2 separate regions of the Homo sapiens genome follow, and region 2 is linked to region 1. A link is an interaction called in ENCODE POLR2A ChIA-PET data of the cell type or tissue named here. Cell type or tissue: A673. All regions are shown on one strand. Links, peaks and the distances in the headings refer to the core of each region. The heading gives the core; the rest is flanking DNA.

Region 1 (12,307 bases), core at 4,677-8,676:
AGTCCTGGGTTTCATTCTTATTTAAATGTAAGTTCTTTCTCTTCCCTTTTCTCTCTCCCAAGTTCCTGCTCCCTCAGACTCCTGTCTCCGGGGTCCACCACACAGGAGGAAAGAATTATTTAAAAGCAGAGCCTCTTTACCTAAAGAGGTCATACTTCTCTTTAGGATGATTTTAACCTTTCTTCTCCAGACCAGGCTCTGGTCTTTGGCTTTGCACAACCAAAAGACCTTTAGAAAGATTTTTCTCTCCTCTGAAAGAGCAATTTTCTCCCAAAGATGAATTCTTCTGCTAGCCCTTTTAGCAATGAGCACACGTAGCAATATGTTTGTGTCTCCACCACGTTTTATTTCTAATGTTATTATTATTATTTTGAATAGCTAATACATATATCTAGTTTAAAATTCAAAAGCAACAAAAGGATATACACAGAAAAATCTCCTTTTGCCCTGCCTGCCAGCTACCTAGTATTCTCCCCAGGGGTGACCAGTGTTACCAGTTTCTTATATACCCTTACAAAAGTATTTTACGTAAGTACAAGCAAATACATATATCTTCATTTTATTTATTTATTTGTTTGTTTATTTATTTTGAGACAGAGTCTCTCTCTGTCGCCCAGGCTGGAGTCAGTGGCGTGATCTCGGCTCACTGCAAGCTCTGCCCCCTGGGTTCACACCATTCTCCTCCCTCAGCCTCCCGAGTAGCTGGGACTACAGGCGCCCGCCACCACGCCCGGCTAATTTTTTGTATTTTTAGTAGAGACAGGGTTTCACCGTATTAGCCAGGATGGTCTCCATCTCCTCACCTTGTGATCTGCCCACCTCGGCCTCCCAAAGTGCTGGTAGTACAGGTGTGAACCACCGCACCCGGCCATTTATTTATTTTTGAGACAGGGTCTCGCTATGTCACCCAGTCTAGAGTGCAGTGGCACAACAGTCACTGCATCCTCAACTTCCTGGGCTCAAGTGATCCTTCCACCTAGTCCCTGGGTATCTGGGAGTAGGCGTGCGCCACGATGCCTGGCTAATTTTTGTATTTTTTATAGAGACGGGATATTACTGTGTTTCCCAGGCTGGTCTCAAATTCCTGGCCTCAAGTGGTCCTCCCACCTCAGTCTCCCAAAGTGCTGAGATTATGGGCATAAGCCACCATGCCTAGCTCATGTATCTATTCTTTCCCCTCTTTATTTTTAACACATATGCTGATATTCCATACACATAAAAATATAGATATAGCTTGAGAATGCCCCCATTTTACTACATAAGGATTTCCACTTTCTTTGTTTATAATGGAATGGCATTCTACTGTATGCATGTATTATGATTTATTTAAATAAATTTATTTAAATAATCTTCTTTTGGTGAACCTTTAGGTGATTTCCATTATTTTGCTATTGCAAGCAATGATTAATAACTTGTAAATATGCCATTTTGCCCATTTGAGTACATCTGTAGGAAAAATTCCTGGGGGTGGAACTGCTGGATCATAGAGAATAGCGGTTCCAATTGTCCTTTTTCATCTTGCATCAATTTACACTCTAACTAGACATCAAGAAATTCTGTTTTCCCACACAGTGCTTTACATGATTTCCAGAAAAATCCTTCTGGGGTCATGAGGGAATTGTTTGGAGGGAGAGGACTTAGAGATACCTATGAGAGAGATGGTGAGTTCTCGGTAAAGTGGGGCTGGGGGAGATCTACTCTCTTCGGGGGTCAAATGAGCCTTTTTAGAGGAAGATATTTTGAATTGGGTCTTAAGAAATCAAGAGCTCACCAAGTAAGAGCGGGAGGGGAAGGCTATGTGCCTGTGCTGGCTTTTCTTGGGAGTTTAATCTGTTTAATCTGAAGAGATTTTCTTTTTTTGAGAAGAAAAACATTGTATGCCTGAGGATATACCTTGCAGAAATTACCTATAGGAGTAAGGAGCCAAAAGAAAACGTGATGTATATATGCACTTGAATATTATTTAGCCATTAAAAAGAATGAAATTTTGTCATTTGCAGCAACATGGGTGGAACTGAAAGTCATTATGTTAAGTGAAATAAGCCAGGCACAGAAAGACAAATACTGCATGTTCCCACTCATCTGTGAGAGTGAAAACCATGGGTCTCGAGGATGTAGAAAGTAGAATTGTGGCTGGGGAGGGTAAGGAGGAAGAGAGGATGAAGAGAAGTTGGCTGAAGGCTACAAAAATGCAGTCAGATAAAATAAATAAGTTCTAGGCTGGGCTCGGTGGCTTATGCCTGTAATCCCAGCACTTTGGGAGGCTGAGGCAGGTGGATCACCTGAGGTCAGGAGTTCGAGACCAGTCTGGCCAACGTGGTGAAACCCCATCTCTACTAAAAATACAACAACAAAAAAAAAATTAGCTGGCCGTGGTGGCGGAAATCTGTAGTCCCAGCTACTCAGGAGGCTGAGACAGGAGAATCGCTTGAACCCAGAAGGTAGAGGCTGCAGTGAGCCAAGATCGTGCCACTGCACTCCAGCCTGGGCAAAACAGAATGAGACTCCATCTCAAAAAAAGAAAAAGAAAAAAAGGAATAAGTTCTAGAATTTGATAGTACAGTAAATTATAATTAACAATAATTTATTGTATATTTCAAAATAGCTAGAACAGAAGATTTGTAATGTTCCCAACACAAAAAAGAGAAATGTTTGAGGCAATAGAGATCCAAATTACCCTGATTCAATCATTACACATTGTATATGCATGTGTCAAAATATCATTTGTACCCCAAAATATGTACAACTATTATTTATCAATTAAAAAAAAGAGTAAGAAACAGGAAATCATTTGATAAAGGTCAAGTAATCATTATATATATACTCTACGGAAAAGAAAAGTATGATAATTAATAGTAACTATAATAATAGTAGCTATAATTTATTAAGACCTACCATGTGTCAGGCATTAGGTTAAATATTACACATACATTTTAAAAAGCCCATTTAATCCACATACCAATTCTCTGCATAAGGCACTATAATTTCCAGTTTGCAAATGAGAAAATCGGGAATCAAAGATGATAAGTAACTTCCCAAAGTTAACCTAATAAGGAATTTTCAGAGCCAGGCTTCCACGAAGGTATGTGACCCCTGAAACCTGTACTCTTACTTGCTAGAATAACCCCTTCCATTAGCTCATTGAACTCTCAAGAATTCTAGGGGAGGTTCCCTGGAGATGAAGTGATTACAGGTGAGAAAACTGAGGCTCACCCAGATGTGGTGGCTCCCGTCTGTAATCCCAGCACTTTGAGAGGCCAAGGCAGGCAGATCACTTGAGGTCAGGAGTTCGAGACCAGCCTGGCCAACATGGCGAAACCCCATCTCTACTAAAGATAGAAAAATTAGGTGGGTGTGTTGGTGTGCACCTGTAATCTCAGCTACTCAGGAGGCTGAGGCAGGAGAATCACTTGAACCTGGGATGTGGAAGTTGCAGTGAGCCAAGATTGCGTCACTGCACTCCAGCCTGGGTAACAGAGTGAGACCCTGTCTCAAAACAAAACAAAAAAATGAAACAAAACAAAAAGCCAGAGGCTCAGGAGGTTAAATGACTTGTTCAGAAAAAGTATAAAGAACATATGGCAACATGGAAAAATGTTTGCTTAATAATGTAAGGAGGAAAAAATGATAGTCTATAATTGCTTAAATGTGATGATCACAACTGTGTAAAAATAGAAACATCTGTGGGTGTGCTGACTACCCATCCGGAGTATTCTAGGGCAGTCCTCGGTTTACAGTGTCAGACTGTTGTCAGTCCTATATCTGGTGCTATGCTCTGATTTCAGGGAACTTGGGGAAATATGGCTACTTTACTTAAAGATAAGGACTGTATTGAATGAGAGGCTGAGGCAGGCGGATTACTTGAGGCCACGAGTTCAAGGCCAAGGCCATCCTGGCCAACGTGGTGAAACCCTGTCTCTACTAAAAATACAAATATTAGCTGGGCGTGGTGGTGTGTGCCTGTAATCTCAGCTACTCAGGAGGCTGAGGCATGAGAATTGCTTGAACCCAGGAGGAGGAGGTTGCAGTGAGCCGGGATTGCACCACTGCACTCCAGCCTGGGCGACAGAGTGAGACTCCTTATCAGAAAAAAAAAAAAAACTATATTGAAGATATTTAAGTAGTTACTGATTTTTTTTTAAATATGAAACTTGGAAAGACTAAGGGGTGATATCTGATACAAATCTAGAAGATTGCAGAAGCAGACATTTTGAGAAGGTATCTTAGCCTTACTAATTAACGTAAATTGATATCAACATCTTGCCTACTCGTTAAAAGGCTACTCCAGTTATTGGATTTCTGTGGTGATTGTTTTTTAAAGGTTAGCCTTGACCAATTCTATTACAAGTTTTTTTTTTTTCCCAGCAGCATAAGTGAGCAGAATCAAGAGAAGAGACTGATATTTATTTCAAATAGTAAAAGTAAAAAATATCAATTAGTTTCTTCAGAAAGGTTACTTGGAATTTCTTTATTTGATCATCTGTTCATCCTGCCTTCATGTTAGTTCATCTCTTTATTCATTTCATTCATCCATTCATTCATTCAACATTTACTAGTCTCCTAATGTATACCAAGTTCTGTGTTGGGCACTGGGAGCACAATAGTGAACAAGACTTGGTCCCTGCCCATGAGGGATTCACTGATAGAGCTAGAAACATAAACAGGTAAGTATACCACAGTGTGATAAGTGTCAGTGCAATTCATTCAATTCAGTGTGTATTGAGGGTCTGATCTGTCCAGGGTGCTGTGCTGGGCATTTTCACAGGAAGCAGAGATTGAGATATCTGGCCCTGCCCTCAGGGAGCTCGAAGTCTAGTGTGGGAGATGGTAAACAACCCAGTAATGAAATCATTACAAATAACCATCACTTACAAGGGAATTAAGCAGAGTTCTGGAGTGGAGAATAACGAGACAGGGGAGCCTATTTCAGCAGAATGGTCCAGAAAGTACTATGATGGAGGCATGTGCAAGGAACTGTGAAACCACGGAGGGGCTGCTAATGTAATACACCCTGGAGGAGACAGGGAAGGCTTTGCAAGGAGGGTCCTCTAAAACTGAGCCTGAAAAAATAAAGGAGAGTTAAACAGGGGGAAAGTATTAGGACACGCAGTCCCAAGAAAGAGAGCTGGGGTGCCAAGGTTTGAAGGTTTTGGGGTGATACAAAGCATGACCTGACAGGAACCAGCAGGATTCTGTGGCATAGGGGCATGGGGTTCAGGTGGGAAGGGGATGAGATGAGGCTGGAGGGTTAAAGCAAGGCCAGATCATGTGTGGCCACCAACGCCAGGCTAAAGAAGCTCAGAGCTTGTCTGGATTAGTGATAAAAAGTAGAGCTTAAGAGCCGTGACTGTTGGCACCGGGGATTCCCAGAGCCTTTCGTGGGTCTCATGAAGCCAGACTGCATCTGCTGTATTAATATTTTATGCCATGATCAAGTAGTATACTTTAAAAGAGAGATCACAGCTTGCTGCTGAAGATTTAACTGCTTTTCTTCTTCAGCTCTAGGGAAAAACAGGCTTGAAAGTCTTTCTGGGGTACTTCACCTTAAACTGTTTAAAGGCTCCTCCCCCATCCCTACAGGGGGACATGTAGGGCATCTGGAGACAAGAAAGAGGGACAGGTATACAAACAAATTTGATATAAGATTTCTAGCCAGCTAAGACTTTGGAGAATGGCTGTGTGAGAAGCTGAGCGTGAGTCTGGACTAAGCACAGAGGAAGCTGGACAGCTCCCTGAGACCCCAAGGGGGCTCACCTAGAGACCTGGATCTGCAGGGTCATCTGGCTGAGGTCAAGGTCAAAGCAGCAAGACTGCGCCAGGGAGAAAGCAAAACTCTAGACTGCCTGCTTGGTGTGGCAGGATGAACCCCTTCTCGCTGGGACTGCCTCAGCCTCAGAATTTGGGGAGCATTCAGGAGGAGAGGAAATCTCCATCGGGGAAACGTGCTTCTTGCTCATTAGGTATTGATTTCTCAAGTTGGTGGTTTTGGTTTGAGAAAAAATTAAGTGAAGTGATTGCATTTGCACTGTGCATTTTTGAAGACATTCTTATAAATTCCAGATGTAAAGTAAGACAACCTAGAGTGACTTGACCTAAGAGCTAACGTTTTGAAAGGCAATTGAATGGATCTTATGAGACAAATGCTCTCTGGTTCTCCCTGGGACAGGAAACCTGTGCTGGGGCTAGTGCAGCACAACCAGGGGCTGGAAAAGCTCCTGGTTTTATGAGCCAGGTATAATCTCTCTTGGAGTTACTTTGTTCTATTGTCCCAGTTTGCCGATGACACAATGGAGACTCAGAGGAGTGGATGACTTGCCCAGGGTCATTTGCAAGGTAGAGGAGACACGGGGTGGAACTCGGATGTTCTACTTCCCTGGGCAAAGCTATTAGAACTTCACAGCAAAGTCTGCTACTGCTGACAACAGTGATGAGAGAGGAGAAAAACCAGGAAAAAGAAACAGAAGTGCAAAAGAACAGGGAGAAGGGAATGTAAGAAGGAGAAAGTGGAAGGGGAGGAGGAGAAAGGAGGGAGATCAACTTTGGACTGAAACTTTAATCCAATCATCAGTTTTTTTGTTTGTTTGTCTGTTTGTTTGTTTTAAGTTTCTCTAAATTCCTAAGAAGGTAATGCATTGCTGGCCCGATTGTGTTTCAACTCCAAGAAACAGCACAACATTTGAAAAGCCCATTGTTCGGTGTTGTGATAATATAACTCTCTGTAAATGGTGCAGTCCACTGTACAAAGTACTGCCCCCTCCCATCCCACTGGTGGCCTGCGGGGACAGCTGAATGCCTTCTGGTCCGCTGAGCCCAGAAGAGTGGGGCTGGGCTTTCAGAAACAGCTGGGCTGATTCATCTAGAACAAAAGCCAGCTCTTCCTGCTAAATCCCTGGCAGGCATGGGCTGTTAGGGCTGTGGGCCCCTGTGCCCCTCCACAGGAAACGTCTTGATTTTGCTCCAACAGTGTCAGTCTCCTGTGTGAGCCTGCGACAGCTTCCTCCTGCCCAGTGCCTTCATTCAGCCTGGCATGCTCCCAGCCCCACATGAAAGGCAGTGGCTTTGGAGCAAAACCTGGGTTCCAGTCCCAGCTCTGCCATTCCCTAGTTGTGAAATGTAAATAAGAGATTTCACCTTGCTGTGCCTCAGTTTCTCGATCTATGAACTGGGAGTGAGAGTAGTTCCAATCTGAGAAATTTTCGTCAGCTTTGGAGGAGATAATGCCCAGAGCAGGCATCCATGAATATGGTTTCCTCCCGTTTTTTATAAGACCCATCCATCTTGCCATATGGCTTGGTCTCCCGTAACTCAGTGGATGTACCCTGTATCCCTGACACACTGGCTCAAGCTCATTCACCTTAAACACCTCCACGCCCGTACCTAGGGGGTTCCCATGATGACACCAGCCACTGTTGACAGAGCCCTTTATATGCCTGAGGCCTTGACACAGAGAATTCATTTAATTTCCCCATAATTCTTTGAGTGGATATTATCATCAGAGGAAGAAACCAAGGCTCAGAGAGGTTGAGTAACTCAGGGTGTCCTGTCCTTCAAGGCCTCTGAGTACAAAAATAGCACCATCTCCAAGATTTTTTTGGTGTGGGTGTGTTTAAGGGATTTTATGAATTACTTTTTGTTTCTAAAGCACAGCAGTTCACAATCTTTCTGAGAGTAGTTCCACATTTCTTGAACAGCTCCAAATACCTTCCATACAAAGAAACAACGAGCTGTAGTCAACCATTATATGAAGTGTACAGAGAGGGGCCTAACATCAGATCCTAACGTTGTCGAGATGAAATTAAATAATTCTTGATCCTGAGAAGGGAGCATGGAAAAGACCTTACCTTTCCCTTGGCCTTCTTTCACTCTGGCTATAGAAAGAATCTGGGCTTTGGAGACAGACCTGGATTCAAATCCCAGCTCTACCACTCACCTAGCTGTGGAAGCTTAAGCAGATTACTTATCCTTTTTGAGCCTATTTATTTTATTTGTAAAATTGGAGACAAGAATACCTAACTTAGAGGGCAATTGTCAAGCTTAATTGAAATAATAAAGTGACCGGCATAGAGTAAGCACTCAGAATGTGGCAGTTATAATTATGCTTTTAGTTATTATTATGCATGCCACTGTCATAGGGCCAGCTCTGTTAAGCTGTGGAGGAAGAACCTCCAGGCAGTTTTGCTCTTTCCTGAAAAATCTAACCTGGGAGGCTGGCTAGCTGGGAAATCCTCTGCTGTGTAACAGTGAAGTCACTGATGCTTATGCTGTTTAGCATCTTACTGGCATTTATTGGGCATAATTACAGAATCATAGCTGCTAGGAATCCAAGTCTTAGGGCTGAGCTGGCAGTGCTTATATGGAACACAAAGTTTTAAGTTCTCATTAAAATAGTGGGACAAACACATTCCTGCCTGGGGCATTCAGAACATGTCTAGAATAATGGCTCTTGAAATTCAAAGAGCAACCCTCTCTTGAGTCCTCCCGTAGTGTCCCCAATCACTCTATCTGACCAAACCCATCTGTGGTCACTTTCCTCATTCACCAATTCATTAATCCAATAAAAACGTGCTAAACATCTGCTCTGTGCCAAGCACTATTTGACACTGGGATGATGTCGGAAAACCAAGCAAACACATTTTCTCCTTCCACTGAGCTGCCAGTCTAATGAGATATACACATAAATGGACAATCTGAATGCAGTGAGTCGAATGGGGGAAGCCCAGGTTTTGAGCAGTGGTGTGCTGGTAAATGTTAAACGAAAGGCTCTTGGTGGAGGGAGAAGGAAAACCCTGATTTATAGCCTTTCCTGATCTCCATGGTGTAAATATTCCCACCGTGGGGACTGGGCTACCAGCATGATGTCACTGAGTGTGGAGTTGCGAGTAGAAATGCAATTGCACACAATTATACAGTATTTCTACCATATAGATAAATGGTGAAAATAAGAGCACAGATAATAGTGAAATATAGTAAAATAATTATGAAGTACTAAGTTTTGAGAATTTATTACCTCTATTTATGTATTAGTCATTTTCACACTGCTATAAAGACATACCTGAGACTGGGTAATTTATGAAGGAAAGAGGTTTAATTGACTCACAGTCCTACATGGCTGGGAGGCCTCAGGAAACTTACAATCATGGTGGAAAGGGAAGCAGGCAAGTCTTACGTGGTGGCAGGAGAGAGAGTGTGTGAAGGAGGAACTGCCAAACACTCCTAAAAGAATCAGGTCTCGGCTGGGCAAGATGGCTCACGCCTGTAATCCCAGCACTTTGGTAGGCTGAGGCAGGTGGATCACCTGAGGTCGGGAGTTCGAGACCAGCCTGACCAATATGGAGAAACCCCGTCTCTACTAAAAATACAAAATTAGCCGGGCGTTGTTGCGGGTGCCTGTAATCCCAGCTACTAGGAGGCTGAAGCAGCAGAATCGCTTGAACCTGGGAGGTGGAGGTTGCGGTGAACCGAGATTGCGCCATTGCACTCCAGCCTAGGAACGAGAGGGAAACTCCATCTCAAAAAAAAAAAAAAAAAAAAATCAGGTCTCATGAGAACTCACCATCATGAGAACGGCATGGGGGAAACTGCCCCCATGATCCAATCACCTCCCTTCCACCAGATTCCTTCCTTGACACATGGGGATTATGGGGATTACAATTCGAGATGAGATTTGGGTGGGAACACAGAGCCAGACCATATCAATTTATAATTTACTTAATTATAAGTTTATATAGATTGTTATTGAAGGCTGTGCTTAATACAGCCTTAATACAGCTGGGTGTAAGAATGCATGGAAATTTGGCCAGGTGTGATGGCTTACTCCTATAATCCCAGCACTTTCAAAGGCTGAGGTGGGAGGATCTCTTGAGCCCAAAAGTTTAAGACCAGTCTGGTAACATAGAGAGACTTCATCTCTACAAATAACATAAAAATTAGCCAGGCCTGGTGGGATGTACCTGTGGTCCCACCTACTTGGGAGGCTAAGGCAGGAGGATTGCTTGAGCCCAGAGGTCAAGGCTGCAGGAAGCCATGTTTGTGCCACTGACTCCAGCCTGGGTGACAGTGAAATCTTGTCTCAAAAAAATCCACAAAAATTCATGGAAATTGAGCAATCAGTTCGTAAGAAAACAACACTAAACACACTAAATCAGTTCTTAAGAACACAACACTAGCACAACACTAAAGGGGACCGAGGCTGGAGAAAATAACAGTCTCCTTTCCTTCTTCCAGCTCTGTCTTTCTCTGACCTCCACACCTTTGCTTATTCTGTGCTCTTAGCAGAAGATGCTGTTCCCTTCCTCACCTCCACTCTTATTCTTTCCATCCTTTCAAGGCTGACTGAATCCAAGCCGTTGTCTCTGCTTGGCTTCCCCTCCCCTTTTCTCTGGGAAGTGCACCCCCTCCACCCACAGGTTACAGTGGGAGCAGCCAGGTTTGTGCAGTAGGACCCTGTCACTCGGGCCAGAGTTAATTAGATAAAGGGTAGGCATCTGATCCAACTTAGAATGTGGACTACAAACAAAGATTCCAGCTTGCTGCTGGTAAAAGCCATTTTCTGGAAAGCAGAAATGCTTGTGTGATGTGAGCAGACAGGCAGAGATGAAAGATGGGGGAGAGAGTACTTTCTGGGTTCCCTTTAGTACTCAGGTCCTGCTTGTGGTCTGATCCTGAGGCCCAGCTGCACCCCTGCCCTAGTGTTCCATGGGATATTTCAGGATCTCCTGAGAGTGCTCTCTCAAGTAATCCCTTGTATGAAATCCCTGTCTCATCCTCTGCTTCTAGGGACAAACTACAAGGCATTCGATGCTCAACAAATACTTGTGCTGATAACTTCTCTTTCTGAAGCCAGCTCCAGGAGAGGTCTGTAATCAGAAGAGCCCCTGAACCCTGAAGCCTCCTGGGCTGCCCAGCCCAGGCATCTCCTCTGTGAGTTTTGCGACACCCTTCTAGTCATTTAACGAGCCTCATTGGCTTTCTCTGTGAATACGATGGAAGATGGCCACCTCAAAATGGCAGCCTTGGCCTTCAGAGATCATTGGTCCTCACAGACCCAGTTAATTAACCATGATTGTCATGTCTCAACTTCCAGCTCCAAATTCTAATAGTCCAGCTTTTTTCTGCCGTCCACTCCTCATGCTGTCAACTGTGTTGTGGGGGAAGGTTACAGTACAAACCTGGGTGCAAGTGAGGGCCATCCCCTTGGGTGGGAAGAGGCGTTCTCAGAGGAGAGAGCAGGTACCCCCAGATTGTCTAATGCCTGGCCTGTGTGTGGCCTTCATTTCTCCCCAGCCTCACTCTGGGAAGGAGGTGGTCTTCTGGCAAAAGAAGATATCAAAGTTCTTCCATCAGAGGAGATCCTTATCAGCAAGACATTCACTCTGAGGTGAGGATCCAGGACAAACAGGCCTTACCTTACCTAGATCCAATGGGGGGAGAAGTACAAAGAGGTATCTAGAAAGGAATGAAGACAGGATACCAAGAAGACTTCTAGGCATCCATGAAAGGCAGACTTGATATATCCTGCCAGCTATAAAATACACATGTTGAGTCATAAAGCAAAGCACCAGGAGATTTCTAGAAGTGTTCCTAGAGGAGCACTCCCATGTAAGTATTGGTTATCATCATCACAATCATCATCAATCAATCATCATCATCATTATCTTCATTATCATTTCTAATGATTCCTGGTGATACCCTGTTCCCATGTTCCTCTCCAGCCACCAAATGGAGCAATTACAGGGTTATGGGTAGGCATCTGACCCAGCTTAGAATATGGAACCTTAGATCTAGCTTAGAATGTGAACCCTTTTGCTCTCCTGGCCTCAGTTTCTCCATCTCTAAAGGGAGGAGTTGGAGCAGACATTCTCCAATGTTTCCTCCATCGTGATGTGGTATTCTCCAGTTCTATGGGGACACAGATTCAGAGTTCCACCTCCCTTTGTCTGAGAGCAGTTGCTGGGGCTGGAAATGATATGTTAGATAATTCCAAGGCATGTGTATGCCGGGGCTTGTAATCAAAGATTCCAGAGCCAAATAAGCCTGTGTTTTTGCTTTTCTCCCCAGCAGCCTTGCATTGGGCCCCAGGCAGCCTCTGGAGAAAGCAGAGAGTAGCAGAGATGGTGTGAGCCTCCCTGCGGGGTGGATACCTTGCTTGTATTCTCAGAGAAAGTGGAACTGGGCAGAATTTCCCAAGCCAGGAAAGGTGGCAGAGTGTGACATAAGACATTGAGCAAAGAAGCGAGGGCCAAGGACTCAGGCATAGAAGAGTAGACTGCACAGTATCAGTAGTGTGACCTCCAGAGAGTACTTAACC
Region 2 (12,307 bases), core at 3,094-7,093, 400 kb after region 1:
GGGTTATTGTTGTCACTTTCCTTTACCAGGTGGGAAACGGAGCTCTGGGTGTGATATTTCCTCTGCATTTTCCTGTCGGGGTGGTGAAATAACTGGTTTGAACCCAGTCCACTGGACTCGAAAGCTCATGCTCAGAAGCCCCAGGGCTCCCTCTAACTTTCTTGGTTGCTGCAACTCAGAGAGCGCTGGAATGGACCCAGGGCATGCTCCTCATCTCAGCGGTTCAGGTTTTCATTCTTCTATCTCCATCCTTCTATTTAATTCTGTACTTACTAAGACCTGGGGGTACAGGGAGGGGCTTGGAGCCTATTTGCCCAGCTGCTGAATGGGGAGGTTGGAGAGATGGATACTTATGGCTCCAGTACCAGGAGCCAACTGTTTCCCTTGACAACTGGGGAAACTGAGGCCCACAGAGCCAAGGCCACTTGCCCGTGGTTACCTAAAGATGTTAACGAGAAATCCGGGTCTGGAACTCAGATCCCTTTGTATCCTGTTTCGGTGTTGGTGTAGTTTGTTGCTTTCCCTAAGATGAGCCCAGATAGGGAAACTGAAGTGCCTGGGCTCCTGGTTGGGTCTTCTGCGGGGAGAGAATGGCGATTCAACTCCCGTGTACTGTTGAACTTGACACAAACACGCTCACATCCCAGGCTGCATACGTGTTTTGCTTTAGAAATGACATGAAGCCTTTTGACTATTTTTAAGAGAAAGGCAATGGCTGTGATATTTCCCCTGCACCTCCCTCTCGGGGCCACTTGGTTAAATGTCAGGAAAGGGAGAGTATTTCCTGGTCAGGAACATTCAGAGCTTGCTGGGAGCTGAAGTTTTGTTTTCCATTAAGTAGGTATTCGGGGAGTCTATTTCCCTCTGCCTCCTCTGTTTCCCTGGAAGCTTGCGCTTGACAGTTGCAGGGAGGAGGGGTTTGAGAATGAGCAGCCGAGATGCCCACGTATCGCGTGCCCGCTCTAGGAGTGGCGGGGTGGCTATTTTTAGCCATCCCGATTCAGTAGAGGCATTTCAGCGTTTGTTCAATATTTAATTATCCATCTGAAATTGGCCCATGTGGCCTTCAGTTTGGAAGCAGCTCTCTGTGCTGTGATTTCCCAGTTGCATAAATAAGGAAGCAAGGGAATCTCAATAGCCCTCCAAATAATAATAACGAGAAAAAAAAGTAGACTCGATACTCAGCAAAGACAGGCTTGGTTCCTCGGTCTAGACAGACCACCTGTATGTTAGCAGAGAAGCACCACCGAGGACGCCCATCACGCCCTTGGAAATGCGGCGGTGCTCAGTCTCCGAATCTCAGATCCACAACTGCCTGGGTTTTATTGGGGATGGGTTTTCCTCCCTTCGCCAGGTTCCTGTGTTGACTTTGACAGCTGCTGGGTACCTGAGAGGTGGTTTGGGGATTTTGCTTTTGGAAGCCTTGTTAGCTTTTATTTCCCTCTTCTCTTCTCCCTGACAGACAGGAGAGTACTATCGGCATCTGGGCTGTGCTATTTCTTTTTCCTTGGCCTTTGGAGGCGATGTGCCGACATAGTTGTGAAATGAAAAAAGGCAGAGCACAGGGAGGGAGATGTTGGGGCCATGAGGCTCTGCCTTCCTTCCCCAAGCCCCTGGCTGATGAGGGAGAGAGGGGAGAAGAGGAGAGAGTGGGGCCCAAGGGTGCTGGGCAGTCGGAGATGACTCCTTCCTACTGTCCTGCTTGGCATGGAGATTTGTGGACTTTGGGTTCGGAGACTGGAAACCAATAAATTGGTAATCTGGAATAAGCTTGGTTTTTCTATCCATTTACACCTCTATTCTGGGGACACAGAGTTTGGCCTAGGAGCGTGTACAGAGTCCTGACTAGGTCATAAATGCTGTGTGACTGCAGACAAGTCACTGAACATCTCTGGGCTCAGAAGCACATGTAACAGATAGATATGATGCAGCATAGGGTGTCATTATAGGCCAGGAGAATTGTCATTATTAGCTGTTCACCCAAAGTCTGAGGGGTTGCTTGCAAATCAGTTAGGGCTGATCTAGAAAGAAAACGTTTGGGAGGCCGAGGTGGGCGGATCACGAGGTCAGGAGATCGAGACCATCCTGGCTAACACGGTGAAACCCCGTCTCTACTAAAAATACAAAAAAATTAGCCGGGCGTGGTGGCAGGCTCCTGTAGTCCCAGCTACTTGGGAGGCTGAGGCAGGAGAATGGCATGAACCCGGGAGGCTGAGCTTGCAGTGAGCCGAGATCGCGCCACTGCACTCCAGCCTGGGTGACAGAGCGAGATTCCGTCTCAAAAAAAGAAAAAAGAAAAGAAAAAGAAAGAAAACGTGATGCCAGTGGGGACTGGACCCACCTAGGTGGTTTCTCGGCATCCCTACCCTGAGAGGCTGCCACAGGTCTCACTGGTACTTGTTCAGAGCAGCAGAGCTTTAGCGAGCCACCTAGTATGTGTGACCTGGGTGCCAGGGGCTGCCACAGCAGATATAGCCAGCCCCCGCCCTCGGGAGCTCAGAGGCCAAGGGGAAGAGTCTTGGCATAAGGTTAGCAGATGGTGTGACTGGAAAGGTAGGCAGGGCCTTGAGTGGTGAGCAAAGAGGGGAGAACAGCCCCTGGCAGACCACTGGGAATCAAAGGAAGGATTTTGAAAATAACAGGAATGATAACAGTGATCTCCATGTCTTGAGCACTTACACAGCACCAGGGGTTCTTCTAAGTCCTTTACATGCATCCTGCCTTAAATCATCATTCTCCCAGGTGGTGTTATCAGCTCCACTTTCTAGATGAGAAAACTGAGGCTCAGACTGGTTAAGTGACTTGCTGAGCATCACCCAGCTACTGAGTGGCAGAGTCCAGGATGTTTAACCCTCACTATACTTACCAGAGCTGTGATTTAGGAAAAGAACTCTTAACAACCCTCAAGCTAGACTGGTATGGTGCAGGGAGAAGAAAGTGGGAAGAGGGAGCAGGGAGGCCAGTCCGCTTCCTGGGGAATTTTGAAGGAGGCCGGCAGGTGCAGGATGGGGGAAGGCAGAGGGCAGGTGGAGAGGAGCTGGGAAGTTTGGAAGGGCTGACACAGGAGAGAGGATGCCGCCATCTGAGGGCCAGTGCTGGGCTCCTGCCACGATCTCTCCCTGGCCTGCGGTGAAATGAGGACTGTAAGGGCATTGCAGCGAGTTTCCCATAACATCCATTTCACTTCAGTAACCCATTTTGATGCCTCTTTTTTATTCTGAGATGATGGTCTTTGGATTCTTTGGGGTTAGAACATTCCTTTTATGCAATACATAAATGTCTAGTATGCACCATACTAAATGGTGTTCTTTTTTTTAAACATCTATATTTGGCAAGAAAAGAAGTCAGTGGTTCTGTGTGGCCCACCCTCATATTATGCTACTTCATAGTTTTCATTTATAGACATTGAACTAGTTCCTGGAATTCTCACAGGATGGTAGGCTGACACCCACGAAGGAGAAGTCCAGGGGTCGTCCTTACAGCGAGAGGAGTGGGAGCTGGTGGTGGGATAAGGTGGTGGGATAAGGCCCTTGGAAAGGCGTGAAGAAGCGGGAGGATGAGGGTCATTGAGGGCTGGGGTGGGGGATGCCCGGCAGGCTGTGGACATGGCTGATGGGCCTGCCTTGGATGCTGATGCTGCAGGGGTTTTGGCACAAGACTGGGCAAGGGGCTTTTCAGGGAGCAGCTTCAGGAGAAGGCGAGAAAGGTGCTGGAGCCTGCAGGGGATCGATTATTTGGGGGAGAGGAGGTGTGGGGTGCAGAATAGGACAGGATTGGAGAAGTTTGGTGAAAATGGGGGTGCAAGAGAAGCTTGGATTTCCCATTAACTGTCAATACAGTCATGGTTCCACCTGGTATCTAGAAACCTGTTCACAATTGTAGGTTTAGCAGCACACAGGGTGGGGTAAGTGTCTCTCCCCATCAGGAGCAGCCTCTGAACTCTCCTGGGACCCTGAGCTTCAGGGAACCCAGGCTGTGGCCCCCCTCCCCCACTTTGGCAATGCTGTCTGCAGAGGGAAGGGCCGGTTTTACTAGCACAGGGAGTGCTCCGGCTCCTGTGTGTCGGGGAAATTCTGGAAGAGGCTCTCTTCCAGAAGTTATGGAAGGTCCCCGGGAGACAGACCACCAGTTTGGGCCAAACCCCTCCATCTACATGAAACAACAACAACAACAATAATAATGTTTACGGCCAGGCACCATGGTTTATGCCTGTAATCCCAACACTTTGGGAGGCCAAGGCGGGAGGATCACTTGAGGCCAGAAGCTTGAGACCAGCCTGGGCAAATAGTGAGACCCCATCTCTACAGAAAATTTTAAAATTTTTTGTTGTGGTGGCACAGGCCTGTGGTGTTAACTGTTTAAAAGGTTGAGGGTGGAGGATTGCCTGGGCCAAGGACTTCCAGGTTGTGATGACCTATGATCGCACCACTGCACTCCGCCCTGGGCAACAGAGTAAGACCCTGTCTCGAAAAAAAAAAACAAAAAAACCCAACTCCTAAGATTACAAAAAGCAGTAAATATCTATTACAGAACAGAAGAAAATAAAAATCACCTTTAATCCAGCACCCACCAATAAGCTCTGGGATCACTGGGGGGTTATTTCCAGCCCTTCCCCTTCTTTTCTTTAAGTTTTTGAAAATTCTAAAATATTCTAAAGTAGAACAGAAAAGCATAGAAAATAATATTGCAGACACCCACCTCTCAGGTTGAACAAACCTTAACATTGCCATACCTGCCTCTCTTCTCTTTTCTTTCTATCTTTCTTAGAAATAGAAATGATTCAGGTCCAGAAGGAGTCAGGACAGTGTGGTCTACTGGCCAAACCCAGCCCCTCATCTGTTTCTGTATGACTTGTGAGCCAAGAATAGTTTTTACATTTTTAAAGGGTTGGAACAAAAAGTCAGAAGAAGGAGAACATAGGGAGTTATATGAAATTCAAATTTCAATGCCCATAAATAAAGTTTTATTGGAACACAGCCATGTTCATTCATTTGTGTATTGTCTATAGCTGCTTTCACGCTACAATGGCAGAGTTGAATAGCTGAGACAGAGACCATATGGACTTGTAAGCCTGAAATATTTGCTATCTGGCCTTTTATGGAAAGTTTGCTGACGCCCAAGATACAGCTAAAGCCACCTACTCTCTCTCCAGGCATAACTGGCCACCTAAAGGTGGTGGGTATCCTGCCTACATGTGCTTTCTGCTTTTACATAGAAGCCTATGCTTCCAAGTGTGTCGAATTGCATTGTGTGTTTAAAAATGGATATGGTGAAATTGCACATGGCAGAGAGGAGCAAACACATATGGACACCCTGAGACCTCCTTAGTTTCCTGAACTCCAGCAGCACAGAGTAAATGCCAGCTCTCTGCCAGCCCTGGAATGGGCCCTGCAGATGCAGAGAAAAGAATCGTGGGAAGAAAACTCCAGAAGAAAAAATGGGGAAAGTGACACTGCCGACTCAAATTACTAGAAATCCTCAGAAAGTAAAAAAGGAAAAAGAAACTCAGGGTTGAGAGAAGACTTTGGGCCGGTGAATTCATCCTTGGAGTGTTCAGGAAATCCAGAGATTTTTGGAAGGCTGGGAATTCTTTGGAAGTGAGGCGTGTCTGGAGATAAGGAATAGGAAGCATGGGCTGTCAAAAGCAATTGTTAGGGAGCTCAAGTAGAGAAGCAAAAGGAAAACCTGGGGACAAGGTCGACAGATGCTGAAAACCTTGTAGGATTTATACTAGGCTACACCAGACTATTAACGCGGCCAACCAGAGACCAACAAGGGAGCAAACCCTTGCACTGTCCTTGCGGAAGGGCCCTACCCAGCATCCTGGGATGTAACTGGGAAGGATGTGTCTCATTAGCACCTCTGCCCCACCTCTGGAATACCAGCTCCAAGCCAAACACGTCCCCTCTGAGCAGCTGCTGTGCCCTGCCCCCGAGTGCTCTATGTTGAGGATCCTCCGGGCAGGAATGGTGGGCTGGATGCTGAGCCCTCTACAGTTGTCCCCATGTCCCTCTCCCACCAGACTCCACTCCCCAGCAGCAGTGGGCAACCTCCTCTGATTCTGAACCACCTCCTGAGCTTACAGACCATTGGAACTCGATCCCAGTTCCCTTTAGGAGACAGCAGGCTATCATAGTTCCATGGCCTCAGGACACTGTACCTGTACCACCTCCAAACTCAACATCATAAAACCAAAACGTGAAATCAACATCCCTCATCTCTTTCTGCCAGGTAGCTGGGACTGAGCTGGGCCCTGGGGACATAGAGAGAGGCCAAGGGCCAGGCGCGAACTCAGCTTCCTGAGTCACTTGGGAGCACTGTCTTCTCACTCATCTCTGCACAGTGCCATTCCTTTCCCACATTGGGGCAACCCTTAGATTCAGAGATATCCGGGCTTGAATCCTGTTTTCAACGTTTCCTAGCTGTGTGGTCATGGTTTGAACTTCAGTTTCCTCCGATTAAAGGTGGAGCTGATGTTTCTTAATTCAGGAGTCGATTTTAGGATAAAAATACAAATACGTGGCACAGTCATTATCTCTCTTAGATCTGTTTCTCCACATTTCCTGGTGATCCATTTTTATTACATAGAGACAACTAGTTGTTTTTTAGAACTATTTGTTGAAAAACATATCTTTTCCAGCATCAATTTACCTCGGCACTGTTTTTGAAAATCAATTGCCCATGTATGTATGGGTCTATTTCTAGACTCTATTCTGTTCCATTGATCTGTATGTCTATCCTTATGCTAATACTACACTGTTTTGTAAATTAGCTATGTTTCAAGATCAAAGTACTTCTTGAGACCAGGTAATGTAAGTCCCCCAACCTGTTTCTTCTTTCTCAACTTTGTTTGGCTGTCTAGGTCCTTTGGTTTGCCATCTAAATTTAAAATTCATCTTGTCAGTGTCCTCAAAATTTTTATTTTGGATTTTGATTGGGATTACGTTGACTCTATGGATCAGTTTGGGGAGAAATGTCAACTAAGCAATACTGAGTTTTCCAAGCCTTGAATGTAGTATATCTCTTTATTTAGATCCTTAATGTCTCTCAGCAGAGTTTCTGAGTTATTAGTCTCTTATGTGTTAAATTTATTAAGTATATTTTGGTGCTCTTGGCTAATCACTGAAGTGGCTGAGATTTTACTTTACTTGCAGCTAACAAGTTAAACAAGTAGTTTCATGAGTGCTGGCGGAAGACACGAGACCCCTGGGTCAGAGACAAAGGACTCTATGATCCATGGCGTAGCAGATGGAATAAGCTTCAGGTTTATATCAGTTCCCCTTCCCGCTAACTTCCTAGTGCTATTGTAGAACATAAAATCATCTATGCTAGAACATAAAATCATGATCTATTCTAGAACATAAAATGATCTTCTTTGTAGCTTTCCCAAATTATAACCTCATGTCCCCTACAGGATCTTATATACAGTCTGAGTCAACTGTTCTAGAGGCTAAAAATTACACAAAGGACTGAAATTCAGTTTTGCTTTAGTATCAAATCATTAAATTAGAACTTTGGAGATAAGTTAAAATTTGACTTCCAAGTTGTCAAATACAGAAAGGTAAAGAAAGTTTCAAAATGATATGGAAAAGCCAGTATGTACACACTTAAAACCTTATGCCTGTTTATATTTGTTAGAAAAAATAAGCCTGTTATTTCATATAGCCATGTTGTTCTAATTTAATAATATAGATTTCAAATAAACATGGGTTGGACATGGTGGCTCATGCTTGTAATCCCAGCACTTTGGAAGGCCAAGGCTGGAAGGAGGATTGCTGGAGGCCAGGAGTCGGAGACCACCCTGGCCAACATAGTGAGACCCCGTCTCTAATGAAAATAAATAAAGAAAAGAACAAAAGTGCAGAACATTACTAAGGTGGAAATTTGGGGGGAAAATAGTTTACAGTTAATGAATGAAATGAAAAATAAGATGAATTAAATAATACATGTGGATATTTAGGTTTTGATAATCATGGTTCCCTCTGGAGTGCTATAATTAGAATTTATATACCCTAAAGAAGTATTACTGATGTACTTAGTACCTATACTAAAGGTAAAATACACAGAGTGTGGAGTGACTGTATGAAAGGATAACATGTGTACAGATGTGAAAACATCTCCAAGCTATATTATGAAAGAAGCAACCAAGGTATCCTATATTTTTGTGGTTTTCAAGCTCTATCGCATATGTCTTTTGATAAAAGGTGCATTATGGAGAAAGAGCAAAGCTTACCTTATATGGGAATAAGTGTGGTATTTCTAAAAGGAAGCTCTTCTCTTTTATTAAGCCATTTGTAGATTTGAAAGAGGAGAGATGGGAGCCCTTGAAATTCCATAGTCCTGAATCAGACGATGATCTGAACCTGTATCTCTCTATCTTTACTTTAATGTAACTAGAATATGTTGAGCCTGGATCCATGGATGTATTAGTGCCTGTGGCTGCTGTAACAAATTACCACAAACTTGTAACTCAAAGCAACAGAAAGTTATTGTCTTACAGTTCTGGGGGACAGAAGTCTGAAATCATTTTCGCTGGGCTAAAATCAAGGTGTCAGCAGGGCTGTATTCCTTCTTGAGGCTCTGGAGAAGAATCCATTTCCTTGCTTTTGCCAGCTTCTGGAAGTTGCCTGGTTCCTTGTCTCATAGCCCCATGTCACTCCCACCTCTGCTTCCATCATCGCATTGCTTTCTCTGACCTGCCTATCTCCTTCTTGTAAAGACCCTTGTGATTATTTTAGGCCCACCCAGGTAATCCAAGATAATCTCCTCATCTCGACATCCTTAAATTAATCACATCTGCAAAGTCCCTTTTGCCATAGAAGGTGACATATCACAGGTTCTAGGGATTAGGACGCATGGTTCCTTGGGGAACATTATTGTGCGTAGCACAGGTGGGTAAGGTTTAGTAACCTCCAAGCAACACCTCTCCTCCCTGTCCCAGAGAGGCGTGCCTAAAGGCTGAGCTAGAAAAAGTGTGCAGTGGTATGTTCTCAATCATAAGTGAGAGTTGAACAATGAGAACATGTGGACACAGGGAGGGGAAGATCACAGGGAGGGGAAGATCACACGCCGGGGCCTGTCGGCGGGTTGGGGGGCCAGGGGAGGGAGAGCATGAGGACAAATACCTAATGCATGTGGGGCTTAAAACCTAGACGACAGGTTGATGGGTGCAGCAAACCACCATGTCACATGTATACCTATGTAACAAACCTGCACGTTCTGCACATGTATCCCAGAACTAAAAGTAAAATTAAAAAGAAAAAGTGTGCAGTGGGAGCCAGGAGAGCTGCCAATTTATCAATGCATTATTTTAGCAAACTCTTTATTTGGCTTCATCCCCTATCCCCAGCCCCAACACACACACACACACACACACACACACACACACACACACACACACACAACACTCTTAAATAGACGTACACAGAGGCATAAGCTGGACAGCTCTTCGTCTGGAAAGTTCTAACAATCTGAAGATTCCATGACTTGTTGCATGGTGTGTTTTGTTTGTTTTCGAGACAGAGTCTTGCTCTGTCACCCAGGCTGGAGTGCAGTGGTGCCATCTTGGCTCACTGCAACCTCTGCCTCCCGGGTTCAAGCAATTTTCCTGCCTCAGCCTCCTGAGTAGCTGGGATTACAGGTGTGCACCACCACGCCTGACTAACTTTTTGTCTTTTTAGTAGAGACCAGGTTTTGCCATGTTGGCCAGGCTGGTCTCGAACCCCTGACCTCAAATGATCCACCCACCTTGGCCTCCCAAAGTGCTGGGGAAAAGCACTTTGGGGTAAATTACAGGCGTGAGCCACCACGCCTGGCCTGCATGGTGTTTTTTACCTTTGGCTTCCTGCTCAGTTCACCTGGCCCCTCCCTCGGGGAGCACTAGCCAGTTCACTTTCCACGTGGGAGCTATGTTTCCCCACCCACAGGTATGTTCCTGATTCCTGATCTTTGGACTTCTCTGATCCACTTTTTCTTTCTTTCTTTTTCTTTTTTTTAGACAGAGTTTCACTCTTGTTGCCCAGGCTGGAGAGCAGTGGCGGGATCTCAGCTCACTGCAACCTCTGCCTGCCAGGTTCAAATGATTCTCCTGCCTCAGCCTCCTGAGTAGTTGGGATTACAGTTGTGCGTCACCACACCCAGCTAATTTTTCATCTTTTTTTTTTTAATACAGATGGAGTTTTGCCATGTTGGCCAGGCTGGTCTTGAACTCCTGACCTCAAGTGATCTGCCCACCTCGGCCTCCCAAAGTGTTGGGATTACAGGCGTGAGCCACCACGCCCAGCCAGATCCACTTTTTCTAACTGGCCATTTGTATTAGTCTGTTTTCACGCTGCTGATAAAGACATACCCAAGACTGGGAAGAAAAAGAGGTGTAATTGGATTTACGGTTCCATGTGGCTGGGGAGGACTCAGAATCATGGCGGGAGGTGAAAGGCACTTCTTACATGGTGGTGGAAAGAGAAAATGAGAGAGATGCAAAACCAGAAACCCCTGATAAACCCATCAGACCTCATGAGACTTATTCACTACCACCAGAACGCTATGGGGAAACCGCCCCCATGATCTAAATTATCTCCCACCGGGTTCCTCCCACAACATGTGCGAATTATGGGAGTACAATTCAAGATGACATTTGAGTGGGAACACAGAGCCAAACCATATCACCATTTGAGCTGTTGTTGATTTTTTTTTTTTTTTGAGATGGAGTCTTGCTTTGTCGCTAGGCTGTAGTGCAGTGGCACGATCTCCACTCACTGCAACCTCTGCCTCCCGGGTTCAAGTGGCACGATCTCCACTCACTGCAACCTCTGCCTCCCGGGTTCAAGTGATTCTCCTGCCTCAGCCTCCCAAGTGGCTAGGATGACACGCATGCATTACCACACCTGGCTAAATTTTTAACTTTTCTTAGAGATGGTGGTCTCGCTGTGTTACCCAGGCTGGTCTTGAACTCCTGGCCTCAAGCAGCCTTCCTGCCTCGGCCTCCCAAAGTGCTGGGATTACAGGTGTGAGCCACTGCACCCAGGCTGTTGTGGATTTTAATTTGTTTTGTTTTGTTTTCTGATTTTGTATTTTCTCTTCCTTCTATTCTTTTCTCTTCAGATGTATTCATCGAGTACAATTTGTGCTGAGTCATATCACCTATTTATATTTTAATTTTACTATTAGTTTTGGGAAGTCTTAATTATTTTTCATTCAGGAAATTGTACAGTCATCTGTTTCCATTCATAGCCCGTCCCCTTCTCCAAAGAGAACGTCTGATAACAAGTTTTTGGCTACTGTGTAATATGATATTTTTCTATGTAAGTGCATGCACATGTAAACAAAGTAAAACATCATATTAATCACATAGACAGCAAGTGTATTTCAGCTTAAAGGGTCCATAGTAAGCCTTACTTTTTTTTTTTTTTTTTTTTTTTTTGGAGACAGAGCCTTGCTTTGTCACCCAGGCTGGAGTTCAGTGGTGGGATCTTGGCTCACTGCAACCTCCACCTCCCAGGTTCAAGCAATTCTCGTGCGTCAGCCTCCCAAGTAGCTAGGTTTACAGGCATCCACCACCATGCCCAGCTAATTTTTGTATTTTTAGTAGAGACAGGGTTTTGCCATGCTGGCCAGGCTGAGTGTTGGCCAGGCTGATCTCGAACTCCTGGCCTCAAGCAATCCGCCCACCTTGGCCTCCCAAAGTGCTGGGATTACAGGCGTGAGCTACCGCGCCCAGCCAGCCTTACTTTTTATTTTGAAATAATTATAGATTGACAAGCAATTGCAAAACCAGTACAGAGAAGTCCCAAGAACCCAGTTTTCTCTGATGGTTGCATCTTACATAACTATAGGACGGATCCTCCAGCTGCAGTTGCCCTCTAGCCAAAGACCCACCAAGAGTACACCTCTAGTTGAATAAGTTGCATTTATTACTCATTGCAGTGAGGGAGAGCACGCACCATGGGGCATCTCAGAAAGTGTGTGTTAGGAAGAACCTAGTATAGGATTTGGGTTTTGGTTGGGTGACTTGGGGGAGGTCGAAGGGAGTGGGATTCACACTAGATGAATTGCATCTGCTGTCAGAAGGCAGAGGCAAGTCTATAACTGTGTAGCTTGAGTCCTATCTCTAGGGAGAGGAGGCTGGCATTGGGGGCTAAAGCTGTGACTGGTAAAGTAGCAGCAGTCACTGCTTTCAGCCAAGAGAGGGTGATGATTGGTATTTTGTGGGTGGCACAGTGACCTTGTCTTTATGGGTTACTTCAACAAAAATTAGGTAGTGACCTTGTTTTGTCTCACTTCATCATGGCCTCAGAGTAACCTTGTCTGA

The links. Peaks named below come from ENCODE experiments on the same cell type or tissue, not always from the same donor. Only the 100,000 strongest peaks of a DNase experiment are listed, where the experiment ranks them.
Region 2: POLR2A ChIA-PET joins it to region 1 with 11 read pairs; 1 of 35 experiments calls an interaction of 5 or more read pairs at or near these places.

What each region holds. Positions count from the first base shown.
Region 1 is chr9:121,254,378-121,266,684 of GRCh38, forward strand. It overlaps a transcript of GSN not described here. Among named protein-coding and RNA genes, the nearest start is that of GSN, 7.6 kb to the right of the region's middle. RefSeq lists an enhancer at 6,930-7,429. In A673, for the core only: no CTCF peak of the experiment used is centred there; a DNase peak (open chromatin) is centred at 6,894; H3K27ac peaks cover 1,584 bases.
Region 2 is chr9:121,657,514-121,669,820 of GRCh38, forward strand. The region is part of intron 1 of DAB2IP (DAB2 interacting protein); the gene reads left to right. Among named protein-coding and RNA genes, the nearest start is that of DAB2IP, 12 kb to the left of the region's middle. In A673, for the core only: no CTCF peak of the experiment used is centred there; no DNase peak of the experiment used is centred there; H3K27ac peaks cover 950 bases.